Regions from separate parts of the Homo sapiens genome. Here region 1 is linked to region 2. Evidence: read pairs that join two places in POLR2A ChIA-PET (ENCODE). Cell type or tissue: PC-3. All regions are shown on one strand. Each heading gives the region's core, and the rest is flanking DNA. Links, peaks and the distances in the headings are about the cores only. Region 1 overlaps PITPNM2 (phosphatidylinositol transfer protein membrane associated 2). Region 2 overlaps CLIP1 (CAP-Gly domain containing linker protein 1).

Region 1 (6,499 bases), core at 1,318-3,817, 710 kb after region 2:
AAGTGAAAATGGCCGGTCCTTGCCTTAAGTGATGACATTACCTTGTGAAAGTCCTTTTCCTGGCTCATCCTGGCTCAAAAAGCTCCCCCACTGAGCACCTTGCGACCCCCACTCCTGCCCGCCAGAGAACAAACCCCCTTTGACTGTAATTTTCCTTTACCTACCCAAATCTTATAAAACAGCCCCACCCCTATCTCCCTTCGCTGACTCTCTTTTCTGATTCAGCCCGCCTGCACCCAGGTGATTAAAAGCTTTATTGCTCACACAAAGCCTGTTTGGTGGTCTCTTCACACGGACACACATGAAACTCCCTATTGCAATTGTTTCCCCACAATCACCCAGCTTCCTCCCTTCCTCCCATCCAGCCTGCTCTCATCACCATAGCCAGAAACCATCCTTTTAAAGCACAATTCGGATCCTGACCCTCTACTGCTCAAACATTTCCGAAGCTTCAGGTCACTCAGAGTCAGGGCCAAAGTCCTGATACAGCCTGCAAAGCCCTGATCTAACGGGGCCCTCAATATTCTCTGACCTCCTCCCCTGCTTCTCTTCCCCTCATTCACTCACTCCAGTTTCCTGAACATCCTGGACAAGCTCCTGCCTCAGGGCCTTTCTCCCTGAGCTACCATCCTGGCTCACTCCTCACCTCCTTCAGGTCTTCGCCTAAATGTCCCCAACTTGGGAGGCCTTCCTTTCCCCTGCTTCTGCAACTCTGATCACCATCTGATGTGCTTACAGGTTTTACTGACTATTTTCTATCGAGTGTCTACCCCCACTAGAATACAAGCCCCAGGAGGGCCAGAAGTTTTTAACATTTTATCACGTCTTTATGCCCAGCTCCTAGAATAGTAGGTACTCACTAAATACGTGTGGAATGAATCGCTGCTGATCCACTGAGGGGTCAATCGTGCTGCTGAAATGAAGAGTCAAGCTATTCAACCCCCTGGCTTGAATGGCGCCATCTCAGGAACCCCTCAGAGAATTCCAAGCTCTGTACACTGTCTCCAGGAACAAAAGCGATTGTCCCAGGCAGGGTTCACATCTCAGGAAGTGTGTGAAGAAACAAAGAAAGGAAGTGACACAGGGGACACAGATCCAGAAAGCTCCTGCTGACGACACCTGGTTACCGGGAGGCATGAGGGCTCAGCGCATACGGGAATGCCTCCAGGCACCTGGAGTGCTGAGCCGTCATGCCTCCAGCTGCCTCCCTGCAGGTGGGATGAGGTCATCAATGTGAGTGCACTGGATACCCACCATGGAGAAGTACTGGAAATGAACCGAAGACAGGGGCTCTGTACTAGAGCCAAGGGAAGGCAGAAACGAGAGGAAGAAGGAAAAGAAAGGTGGTGAGAAAGAGTTTCCCATGCTGAGAACCTGCAGGCAGAGATGTAGAGAAACCCCCAGCCCCAGACCACCACTGACCAAGACAGCAGGGCACCCGGCCTCACATGCCCTCAGGTAGGCCAGGCCAGCTTCCTTCCTGGCCCTGCCTGTCCTGAAGAGCACAAGTGAAACAGACCCATGCCCATCCCCCTGCAAGCATGGTATGCCTGCGCAAACCTCAACAAGTGACCAAAAGCATCGCCCAGAAACAATCGTCTTGCCACAGGCCCCCTGCTTCTTCTCTTCACCCCAGATAGCCTGCTCTCAACACGGCAGCCAGAAGACATCCTTCTGAAGCACAATTCGACACAAGCCAGAGGAATGCAGGCTTCTGCCACCTTGTTGAAAGTAAAATACATTCTGGGCCAGGTGTGGTGGTGTGCACCTGTAGTCCCAGCTACTCAGGAGGCTGAGGTGGGAGGACTGCTTAAGCCCAGGAATTCAAGGCTGCAGTGAGCCATGATCACACCACTGCACTCCAGCCTGGGTGGCAGAGCAAGACTCCATCTCTAAAATAAGTAAATAATTCCTTTAAAAAAAAAAACAGGAAGAAAAGAAAGTACATTCTCAGGAAGACATGCTGCATCAGAGCAAACAAGGCAAATGCAGGGGTCAGTCCCCAGAGCTCCGGGGAACAGGAAGAAGAGGAGACTGAGAAGAGCCAGCAATTTCTGGCTAAAGCCCTGCGTACTGAGCAGCGTCAGGTGTGTGTCAAAGAACCATATCAATAAACAAAATGTAGATGGGAGCAGTCAGGAGGGGCACAGGTGACAGAACTGGCCAGGGCATGACATGGGTCATCAGATTGTGCCCAGATCTCTACCAAGCTCTGTGGGGACAGCAAAGGAGCTGAGGAGGAGCTCTCTGTGGACTTCAGGGCAGCATCTTTGCTCCAGGGCATGAGGGCACTCAGCCCTCTACTTCCTCTCCATAACCTCCCCATGCTCTGGGCTCTCTGGGCAGCCTTCTAACATGCGAGACTTATCACAGACCTAAACCTCACAGGGACGGACAGGCCTGCATTCCCATGTGGGACTAGGGCTGCCTGAGAGGAGGGACTAGGAAGCAAGGCCCTCGCTGCAGGTAGGGCTCTGCTGCTGCTACGGATGGAGATAAGTCCCTTCTTCACCTGGGATGGGACTTCATCCAAGGGGCTGGAGGTGGGGATGGGGGTACAGCATGGGGAGGTGGGGACGTGCCCTGGAAAGTCTGTGTCATTGCTGCTGTGGTCTGAGGCCCTGCCCATGTCATGAGCTCTCTTTCTCCTCAGGAGACAGTGACCTTTTGAGGCCTGTCACAGAGACAATGGCAGGAAGTGCCCCTCCCTGCCTGAGCCACGGGGAGTCCGGAAGGAAGCCACTGCCTGGGCCCAGGACCCTCCCCGCTGAGCTCTTGCCCAAGGGACACTGAAGCTCATGGCAATGCCAGAAGCTCTGCTCACCAATGCCGAATGGCAAACATCTTCAACTGTGAGGGCTAAGGGCAAATATTCTCCTTGGCTGGGACCCTCCTCTTTAAGGCAGACCCCTACTGTGAAAGACAGCCAGGCAGTAGGAGACACAACCCCAGCTACCCCACCCACCACCTGCCACCCCCACCTTCTGGAAGGAAGGGCTCTGGATTCCTCCACAGCAAGGAGCTTTTCTAAAAATAAACCCTGGTCCTTGAGCCCTTTCCTTCCTCAGTCCCTTGTGGAGGAGAGAGGAGAAGGAAAGATCTCGTTCTTAGCGAACCCCAGGGAGTGTGGCCTCCCTCCACCCCATGACTCTCGCTACCAGGGCCCGGTGGTCACTATGCCACAAACTCCCAAGCAGGGTGCAGAGGCATGGAGGGGGCAACCCTAATCATCCTCACATGGGGCCTGCCATTTTCTAGGGGAGGGTTTTGGGAAAAGCAGGTGGTACCAGCTCTCTAGTCCAGGATCTGGGGGGAAAGGATGGCACCCAAAGGCAAGTCTCCCACATTACAAGGTTCCCAGGTCAACAGCAGACACAGACACTTACTGAAATATTTCAGGGAAAATGATGCCAAGAATTCTGAGGTCCAAGCAGTATGCCGTGACAGCACAGAGGGAGGAAGGAGAGGCTAATGCGGACCCAGGCCTTGCAAAGAAATTTAGAGGAAAGGAGCTGTTTGAAATGGGCTTGGAAGGTGAAACAGGAACCTGACAGGTAGAGGTGGGAAGAGGGAATTTCAGGATGCTGGAACTGCATAAGCAAAGCGCAGAGAATGTACCAGCATATAAACTAGACGCGGGCAGGGATGCCTGTCTGTTTTGTTCACAGTGGCGTCTCTGGCAACTGGAATGGTCCCTGGTGCAAACTAAGTAACAATAAATACTTTATGGACAAATGAGTGGAGCAGAACAATTCCTGAAGACATTTTAGGTCTAAGTGAAGACCTTCGGATGAGGTGAGCTGCAAGGCCATGGTCTCTGCAAAGCCACTGCACTCTGGAATGCAGTTGTTAAGAAGGAATAGAACCTCCTTCCTGTAAGAAAGGAGACAGGAGACCAAGGCTGTGTTGAAGCAGCGTCCCTCAGAGCAATGTCAGTGCTCAGGCCATGCAGGGCAGAAGAGCTCTCACCGGGCCCTGCCTCGACTTGGCAGCCAAGACCTTTGGCAACAGGACAACCACGAGGCCCCAACCCCGCAGAACCCGAGTGACCCCTGGAGAAGCTGCAAGTCAGGGCTGAGTGTTACTATGTGCCCTCCCCTACATCCACTCCCAGTAGCTGGGACACCTTGGAAAGTGAATTAAAACAAAACAGAAAAACAAAAAATACAACATAGCACTCTCTCTTCTTAGCACTTGGAGGCCTTTTCACAGCAACTGAAAAGAATGAGCAATTAGAGAAGATAACAGTCCACGGTGCCAGCCTGGAACTACGGAGCCACAGAGGCAACTTAAGAGGCCCCATCACAACGTGCCCTATCTTCCCAGCAAGGATGAGGGCACCCGGAGAAGGGAAGGGACTTACCCGAGATCAGACAGCAAGTAACAGTTGAGCCTGGGCTGAACCAAGGGCCCTGTGAGTCACAGGCCAAATTTGAAAAACCATGCCATGTGCTTCCAGGTCTAGACTCGGGGTCCAATCCCAATCCCACCACTGACTAGCTGTGCAACCTGGAGCTGATATCTGCCATCTCTGAGCCTCGGCTTCCTGTGTAAAAAGGGACCCTAACAGGCACTGCTCATGGTTACTGTGGGACTTAGCCCCATGCAGCAGGGGCTGGGTACATTAAACCTACCCCCACCAGCATCCTCACCTCAGCTTTGCTAGCTTCCCTTGATGGAACATCCATCCTCCGTGCCTCCAAAGCTGAAACTAGCCAATGAGTGAACAGGAGAAGGGTTCATCAACATTTAGGAAAAAAAGAAGGAAAAATCACTTTACCTCCTGTTCCACCCAACAAAGGCCTTGGCATGGAAAATGGGGCCAAGGCCAGGGATTGTGCCTGAGACAAAGAAATACGAAATGGAAAGAAGCTTGGGAGGCCAGGGGCTCCTGCTGCCAGCTGGGGGTGGGAGGGGAGAGACTGCTACTCCCTGGGCCATTCAATCTCTAGACCTGGCACTCCCTGAGACTCAAGACAGAGGCTCAGGCCCACCCTCCACTCAGCCTTGGCTTCTCACTGTACATCCAGAGGGATGGTGCATTAAAAACCACACTCATGCTTGTTTCTGGGCCACTGACCATGACTTGCGGGCAGCTGAGCAAGGCAGCAGCCCAGCCTCTGCTCTCTGCCAAAGCCAGCGAGTAGCCAGAGCCTGAGCTTCCCAGCCAAGGCACAGAAGAAGCATAACTCCTGCCTGTCCTCTTCCATGTACTAAGGGTAGAGCAGGCCAGGCTAAGCCTCAAGAGCAAACAGAAAAGAGCCACTCTGGGGTGCTCTATAAACAGGAGAATAGCAGCCGTTGGGGCCTCAAAGGCTGACCCAAGCAGTTTTTATCCTATTTGGAATCGAAAGCTACCAGAGGCAGAACATCGGTCTTTCGTATTTAGTGAAAAGAAGTCAATATTTGCAAAAGCGTAATCAATAAATACAATCTACCCCACATTAATCAGATAAAGTCAGGTTTATAGTGTCTTTTTAAGAGACGGGGTCTCACTGTGTTACTCAGGCTGGAGTGAAGTAGTGCGACCATGGCTTACTGCAGCCTCGAACTCCTGGGCTCAAGTGATCGTCCTACATCAGCCTCCCCAGTAGCTGGGACTATAGGCATGTGGCACCTCACCCAGTTAATTTTTTTTTTCAGAGATATGCAGTCTCACTATGTTGCCGAGGCTGTCTTGAAATCCTGGCCTCCAGTGATCCTCCTGCCTTAGCCTCCCAAAGTGCTGGGATTACAGGTGTGAGCCACTGCGCCCAACAATAGTCCGGTTTTTAGGGGAAAAGGGAAACAGCAATAAAGTCTCCGTACCCTCAAACTCCAAAGGCCAGGGTGGCCTGCAGGGCCTCAGCTCTGGGAAGTAGGGTGCTACTGCACAGGTGGACGGCCTTACCTGTGGGTCTGAGAAGGCTCCACTGATGTCCCTGTCAAAGGAGGAGAAATGGGTCCCTAGGCTCACAGAAGGTTGTTGAGGACCAGGACACACGTGCCAGCATCCTGCAGGGAGAAGCACAATGGGAGAGGAGGTGAGACACCTGGACTCTGATCACTCCACACCAATCCAACTGGGAGACCCACAATGCCGATGGACCAAGAGGATTGAACAGGGGACATCTGACTAAAGGTGTCTCCATTTTACAAAGGGACCCAGCCCAGGACGATTCAGGAAGCAAGTGTCTAACTCAGAATTGGTGACAGATACACCCCAACATTGCCCGGCACCCCTTCTACTTAGGAAAACTGCTCAGGGAGTGGGAACTGAGACCACCAGCACACACCATAAGCCATCCTATTTTCAAAGGCCCCTGGAGCTCTGTCTCAAACCTTGATTTTTCACTCATGAACCCCACTGGGATTGGAGGACTTCAGACCGCAGAGAGGAGGCTGGAAAATGAGGTAATGCAGGAAGAAGAGTGGGAGACACAGTCCGAGAGGATGGCGTCCTGATGCCGGGACAGGGGCATGGTCATATTGTGGGGTGATGCAAATGGCTTCCAGCCTT
Region 2 (6,499 bases), core at 1,709-4,208:
AATCCCAGCTACTCAGTAGGCTGAGGCAGGATAATCGCTTGAAGCCAGGAGGCAGAGGTTGCAGTGAGCCAAGATTGTGCCACTGCACTCCAGCCTGGGCAACAGAGTGAGACGCCGTCTCAAAAAAAAACAAAAAAAAAAGAAAATTAACTTATCAGTTTCAGCCACTGAAATAAGTGGGCTTATATGGTATAGTGGCAAGCTTATTTTATGTAATACAGTGGCAAACAGATAAAAACTTTGCTTAGAGCTTTGAATCATCTTGGCCAAGTAAATTCCTCAAATAAATTAATTTTAAGGGACTGGGCTTGGTGGCTCATGCCTGTAATCGCAGCACTTCGGAAGGCCAAGGCAGCCGGATCACCAGAGGTCAGGAATTTGAGACCAGCCTGGCCAACATGGTGAAACCCTGTCTCTACTGAAAATACAAAAAAAAAAAAAAAAAATTAGCTGGTCGTGGTGGCAGGCGCCTGTAATACCAGCTACTTGGGAGGCTGAGGAGAATAGCTTGAACCCTGGAGGTGGAGGTTGCAGTGAGCCGAGATCACGCCACTGCACTCCAGCCTGGGCGACAGAATGAGACTCCACCTTAAAAAAAAAAAAAAAATTAATTTTAAGGACGAGCCTCTAAGATTGAAATGCTTTATATCACAAAAAGCATTATAATGTGAATAATTAAAGTACTATATTTTTATAAAAGCAGAGACATTTTACTCGTAAGAACAAAATATGTTTTTAAAACACACAAGTTTGCCCAGGCATGGTGGCTCACACCTATAATCCCAGCATTTTGGGAGGCCAAGGCAGGTGGATCACTTAAGTCCAGGAGTCTGAGAGCTGCCTGGGCAACATAGTGAAACCCCATCTCTAAAAAAAAAAAATTTTTTTTAATTAGCCGGGCATGGTGGCGCCTGCCTGGAATCCCAGCTACTTCGGAGACTGAGGTGGGAGGATCGCTTGAGCCCAGGAGATTGAGTCCAGCCTAGGCAATATTAGCAAGACTTTATCTCTAAAATCTTTTTTTAAAAAGTTTAAGAAAAAAAGACACTTATTATAGAAAATATATATTTTAATAAAATCTAATCCCCCTTCCTCCTGACCAGATATCCAAAAAAAAAAAAAAAAAACCTTAAGCAATTTACAGAAACAAGAGGTTCCACAAAACAAGCAGTTCCCAAAAACAAGAATGGTGAAAATTATGTTCATACAAAAAGCAGTAATATTCTTCATATTCTCATCTGATTTCTTAAGGTTATGTTTACTCCTATTTTTTAAATGTCATGGTTCAAATAAATAAAAAAGTATGAACAGAGAGCTGGACTAGGAAGTGAGACACCTAAATTCCACCCCAGTTGGATGACCCTGAACAACTCACATAACCCCTTCCCCGGCTCAGTATTCCCAACTTCAACCTGAGGACACTAATTAAATAAGATCTGTTTCTAACTCCATACCTTCACAGTTCTAGTCCTGTTTTGGGTATCAAATCCAAATCCTGTAAGCAAAAGGTCAAGGATTCAGAAGTGAAAGGAAAGACTGTGGCTCTAACTTTGCCAAAGTGAAAAGTACAGACCTCTGCCATCAGTGAAGAAAGAACCCAGATCTGATAAGAGCTTCAAACAGGCTCAGCACCTCCTGGCACACATAGAGCGGCATCACGTTGCCCCAAGAAAATCACATCTCTACACATCAGACCCTTTCCAGTCCATTTTGCCCCATCCACAAAATGAAAATGCCACTTTATTTACTAAATCTAAAAATTCTGTTGGGAGGCAAAGGAGAGTTGAAGAATTTGCAATGAATTTAACCTGCCAGGAGAGGGAGTTTAACACCAAGCTTCCAGAAACAGGCTGCGTGGTAGCTACAACGTCCAGAAACCCAGGTTTCAACGCGGCCCTGCTTCAAGACCCAAAGGAAATTCAGCACCAGGCGGGTGAAGTGACTTACCTGTGCACAGCTGCACTCGCAGACTTCGGAGCCCCCACCTAATTCTAAAATGCTGTATGTCCATGAACTTAATAACAGAAGGTCAGGGGAGAGACGTTCTGAGAGCAACGGAAATCTATCTTAAGATAAAGATGTTTCTGAGGCTGATTTTTCAAGTCAAACTTGAGAGAGAAATTCAAAGGCTATGTTCTCATATCATATTCCTGGGTTTGGGAGGTTCATTCACAGCTTAATCCTGTCCCCTGAAGTCACGGTTACGTAAGTATGCTGTGTCACTTGCTGTCCCCACCCCCAACACAGGAGATGCAGTGTAACCTGAGCTCCTCGGCTTGAGCCACTGAAAACACTTACACAACGCTGGGACCTTTCCAAATTGACTTGTTTCCCCTTAAGAAAGGGCAAGCTATTTGATTTTCTTCCTTCCACTTCATTCACATTCATATTTCTGTATATACAGAAGAGACTGAAAAAGATAAATAAGATTGAAGGGCATTTGCAAATTTTCTTCAATTCTTGAGTAAAACAAAAAAGTCAACTATCCAATGTCACGGAAAAGTAACCAAAAAAAAAAAAATTATGGGCCTGCTTAGCCCCAATTTAAAAACATCACATCTCCTGGCTGAACTGAGCTTAAGGTCCTTGGACGGGCTTCATTTCCCACGTACTGGCTGTTTCTAGAGCCAGGCCCCATACGCTACTGCCACGCGCAGCATACTGCCACACAGAAGGGCTTTGGGGGCACATGGGAAATGGCTCTCCAAGAACACAGGAGACACATCAGCAGTCTCTTCTGACTACTCTTCTTGCCCTCTCTTCCTTCTCTGGACTACTCCAGCTACTGGGCAGCTTCGATTACGGAATGATGACTCACACGCATTCCTGTCTTGTTTGCATATCATGCTATGACTAAGCTCCATGAGATTTGATTTGTCTTCGCATCCAACGAATCTAAAAAAGTTTGATACACAGTAAGAGTTCAAAAAAGTTCTCAAGTGAGTCAACAGCAAAACAAGAATCCATAAAATTATGCAAAATGATGCGATTTTCAAACTAAAGCATCAAGTAACTGTATCTTACACTCTAAACACTTGATAAACACAGAAGCATTACAGGGTTTCCCAACTCCGGATCCTTTTTTTTTTTTTTTTGAGACAGTGTTTCACTCTTGTCGCCCAGGCTGGAGTGCAGTGGCGCGATCTCGGCTCACTGCAACCTCCGCCTCTCGGGTTTAAGCAATTCTCATGCCTTAGCCTCCCAAGTAGCTGGGATTACAGGCACGTGCCACCATGCCTGGCTAATTTTGTATTTTTAGTAGAGACAAGGTTTTGCCATGTTGGTCAGGCTGGTCTCGAACTCCCGACCTCAGGTGATCCGCCCGTCTTGGCCTCCCAAAGTGCTGGGATTACAGACATGAGCCACCACGACTGGCCTGGATCCTTTTCTAAAAAGTGGGCCAATGAAGGGTGGGTATGGTGGTTCACACCTGTAATCCCAACACTTTGGGAGGCTGAGGTGGCAGGATGCTTTGAGCCCAGGAGTTCAATACCAGCCTGGGAAACTTGGTGAGACCTCATCTCTAATTATTAATGAACAAATTAATAAAAAGTAGGTCAATGGGCCGGGCACGGTAATCCTAGCACTTTGGGAGGCCAAGGCGGGCAGATCACTTGAGGTCAGGAATTCAAGACCAGCCTGACCAAAACGGCGAAGCCCCATCTCTACTAAAAATACAAAATCAGCCAGGCGGCGTGGTGGCACATGCCTGTAATCCCAGCTACTCAGGAGGCTGAGGCAGGAGAACTGCTTAAACCTGGGAGGCAGAGGTTGCGGTGAGCAGAGATGGCGCCATTGTACTCCAAGAAAGTAGGTCAATGAAGCTATGGGCAAACTGTTCAATTACTACCTACAATGAGTGCTATTTAACAGGTATGATCTCGGCTGGGCATGCTGGCTCATGCCTGTAATCCCAGCACTTTGGGAGGCCAAGGCGGGAGGATGACCTGAGGTCAGGAGTTCAAGACCAGCCTGACAGACATGGTGAAGCCAGTCTCCACTAACAATACAAAATTATCCAGGTGTGGTAGCACATGCCTGTAATCCCAGCTACTCGGGAGGCTGAGGCAGGAGAATCACTTGAACCTGGGAGGTGGGGGTTGCAGTGAGCCGAGATTTTGCCATTGCACTCCAGCCTGGGCAACAAGAGCAAAACTCCCGCTCAAAAAAAAAAAAAGTGTGAGTCTCAAATTAGATAATTACATTTGTTGACAGTATTATACTTTCTAGACCAGCACTGTCCAGTAGAAATACAATGCAGTACAAATGTATAATTCTGAATTTTCTAGTATCCATATTTTTAAAAATGAAAAAGAATCATGTGAAATTAATTTTCATGATATAGTTTATTTAGCCCAGTAGATTTAAAATATTATTTCAAAATGTAATCAAGGGCTGGGCACGGTGGCTCATGCCTGCCCAAGTGGAAGGATCACTTGAGTTCAGGATTTCAAGACAAGCCTGAGCAACATAGTGAGACTCCATCTCTACAAAATTTTTAAAAATTAGCTGGGTGTAGTGGCACACACCTGCATCCCAGCTACTCCAGAGGCAGAGATGGGACGACTGCTTGAGCCCAAGAGTTTAGTTAGAAGCTGCAGAGAGCTCTGGTCATGGCACTGCACTCCAGCCTGGGCAACAGAGCAAGACCTCATCTCCTGCCTGGGCGTGCTGGTTCATGCCTGTAATCCCAGCACTTTGGGAGACCGAAGCACATGGATCACTTGAGGTCAAGAGTTTGACAGCAGCCTGGCCAACATGGTGAAACCCCATCTCTACTAAAAATATAAAAATTAGTCGGATGTGGTGGTGGGCACCTATAATCCCACCTACTCCGGAGGCTGAGGCAGGAGAATTGCTTGAACCCAGGAGGCGGAGGTTGCAGTGAGCTGAGATAGCGCCACTGTACTCCAGCCTGGGTGGCAGCACTACATTCCAGCCTGGGTGACAGACCAAGACTCTGTCTCAAAAAACAAATATCACCTCGTCTCTAACAACAACAAATGTGATTAACGTAAAATTATTAACATTTTACATTCTTTTTTCATAATAGATCTTTGAAATCCAGAGTGTATTTTATACTTACAGCACACCTCAATTTGGACTCACCACATTTCACGTGCTCAATACGTGATTATGTGGCTCGTGGCTACTACATAGGACACCACCAGGCTAGAATACATACTGGAAGCAGAAAACAAGCAGCTCTCCTCTTGGCATCGATAGTAAAACTAACAAGCAGATAATACCCCAGGCCCCCCTGGATATGCAACATCCATCTTCTGTGCTCCATTACAACATGTATGTGAGGAAAAGGGCAGAGAAATGTAAAACTCCTGAATCTCGAGCCAGGAATAATTTAATTGTTCTTAGCATAGAAAAGGAAAAAATAGCACTTACAGTAAGAGGAACTTTAAAATATCTATTTGACAGGTGATACATAATGTATAAGGAAGCTCTGCTGGCAGCACAAGGCACTGCCCAGTAAAACCGAGAGCTCAGCACAAAGAGTTTGAAAACACACCCACATGAAACTCAAAGCAAAATACAGTACAGAGACTGAGCTACCGATGAAAAATTTAATAAGTATGTCTCAAAGCACATGAAAGGAACCTGTGGCTGGAGATTTAAGGCCAATACAGTAGGAGACATCATTTCTTGTTTTGTTTTTTTTTTTTTTTTTTTTGGTCTGTTTGTTTTTTTGGCACAGAGTCTTACTCTGGTACCCAGGCTGGAGTGCAGTGGCATGATCTCGACTCACTGCAACCTCTGCCTCCTGGGTTCAAGCGATTCTCCTGCCTCAGCCTCCTGAGTAGCTGGTATTACAGGCACCCGTCACCACACCCAGCTAATTTTTTTTTATTTTTAGTAGAGACAGGGTTTCACCATGTTGGCCAAGCTGGTCTTGAACTCCTGACCTCAGGTGAACCACCCACCTTGGCCTCCCAAAGTGTTGGGATTACCACATGAGCCACCGTGCCCAGCCGCATATAGCTGTTTCATTGGCCCATATTCTAACACCTGGGAAACTTGTTAGTCTTCCGAATAAGATACAGAACACTCCTTGTGCACATTTACACAGAGTGGTCCGATGACATGATGACACTGTGTGACTGCTCAGAATGTGTGCCCTAACAACAGTTCCGTGACTCAAAATCAAACCACAGGGCATGAAGGCAGGGAGCATGCACTCCAAGGTAGAATACCCGGTAAGCGCATGAGTGAGCGGTCTACGCGAGCTGAGGACAAGTGACAGACACCTAAGAGCATCGTTGACTCTGGCTTCCCAAAGCTTGGCCCTGAACACAGGGAAAATGTGTGTGACGCCACCAAACACAGTTTGGGGCGCAGGCCACAGAAGGGCCAATGTATCAAATCAGTGCACTAACAAGCGAGATTCACTGGACAGAATATAAAGCAGGGGCCTGGAGACACTGGTTTCAGTATCAACTAGTAGGCTGATTTAAAAGGTAACAGAATAGGCCGGGTGCAGTGGCTG

Evidence for each region. ChIA-PET counts read pairs that join two places held together with the same protein. Peaks named below come from ENCODE experiments on the same cell type or tissue, not always from the same donor. Only the 100,000 strongest peaks of a DNase experiment are listed, where the experiment ranks them.
Region 1: POLR2A ChIA-PET joins it to region 2 with 10 read pairs; 2 of 35 experiments call an interaction of 5 or more read pairs at or near these places.

What each region holds. Positions count from the first base shown.
Region 1 is chr12:123,104,495-123,110,993 of GRCh38, forward strand. It overlaps PITPNM2 (phosphatidylinositol transfer protein membrane associated 2), which reads right to left. Exons shown (of 26, transcript NM_020845.3): 2 at 5,891-5,994. Among named protein-coding and RNA genes, the nearest start is that of PITPNM2-AS1, 26 kb to the left of the region's middle. RefSeq lists enhancers at 1-462, 463-1,205, 2,641-2,850, 2,689-3,429. In PC-3, for the core only: no CTCF peak of the experiment used is centred there; no DNase peak of the experiment used is centred there; H3K27ac peaks cover 383 bases.
Region 2 is chr12:122,397,834-122,404,332 of GRCh38, forward strand. The region is part of intron 1 of CLIP1 (CAP-Gly domain containing linker protein 1); the gene reads right to left. It overlaps CLIP1-AS1 (CLIP1 antisense RNA 1), which reads left to right. Exons shown (of 3, transcript NR_045382.1): 3 at 1,463-2,111. Among named protein-coding and RNA genes, the nearest start is that of CLIP1-AS1, 5.5 kb to the left of the region's middle. RefSeq lists enhancers at 2,126-2,185, 2,654-2,703, 2,724-2,783, 2,741-3,426, 2,804-2,853 and 2 more. In PC-3, for the core only: CTCF peaks have their summits at 1,811 and 2,038; DNase peaks (open chromatin) are centred at 1,858, 2,248 and 2,808; H3K4me3 peaks cover 1,080 bases; H3K27ac peaks cover 2,327 bases.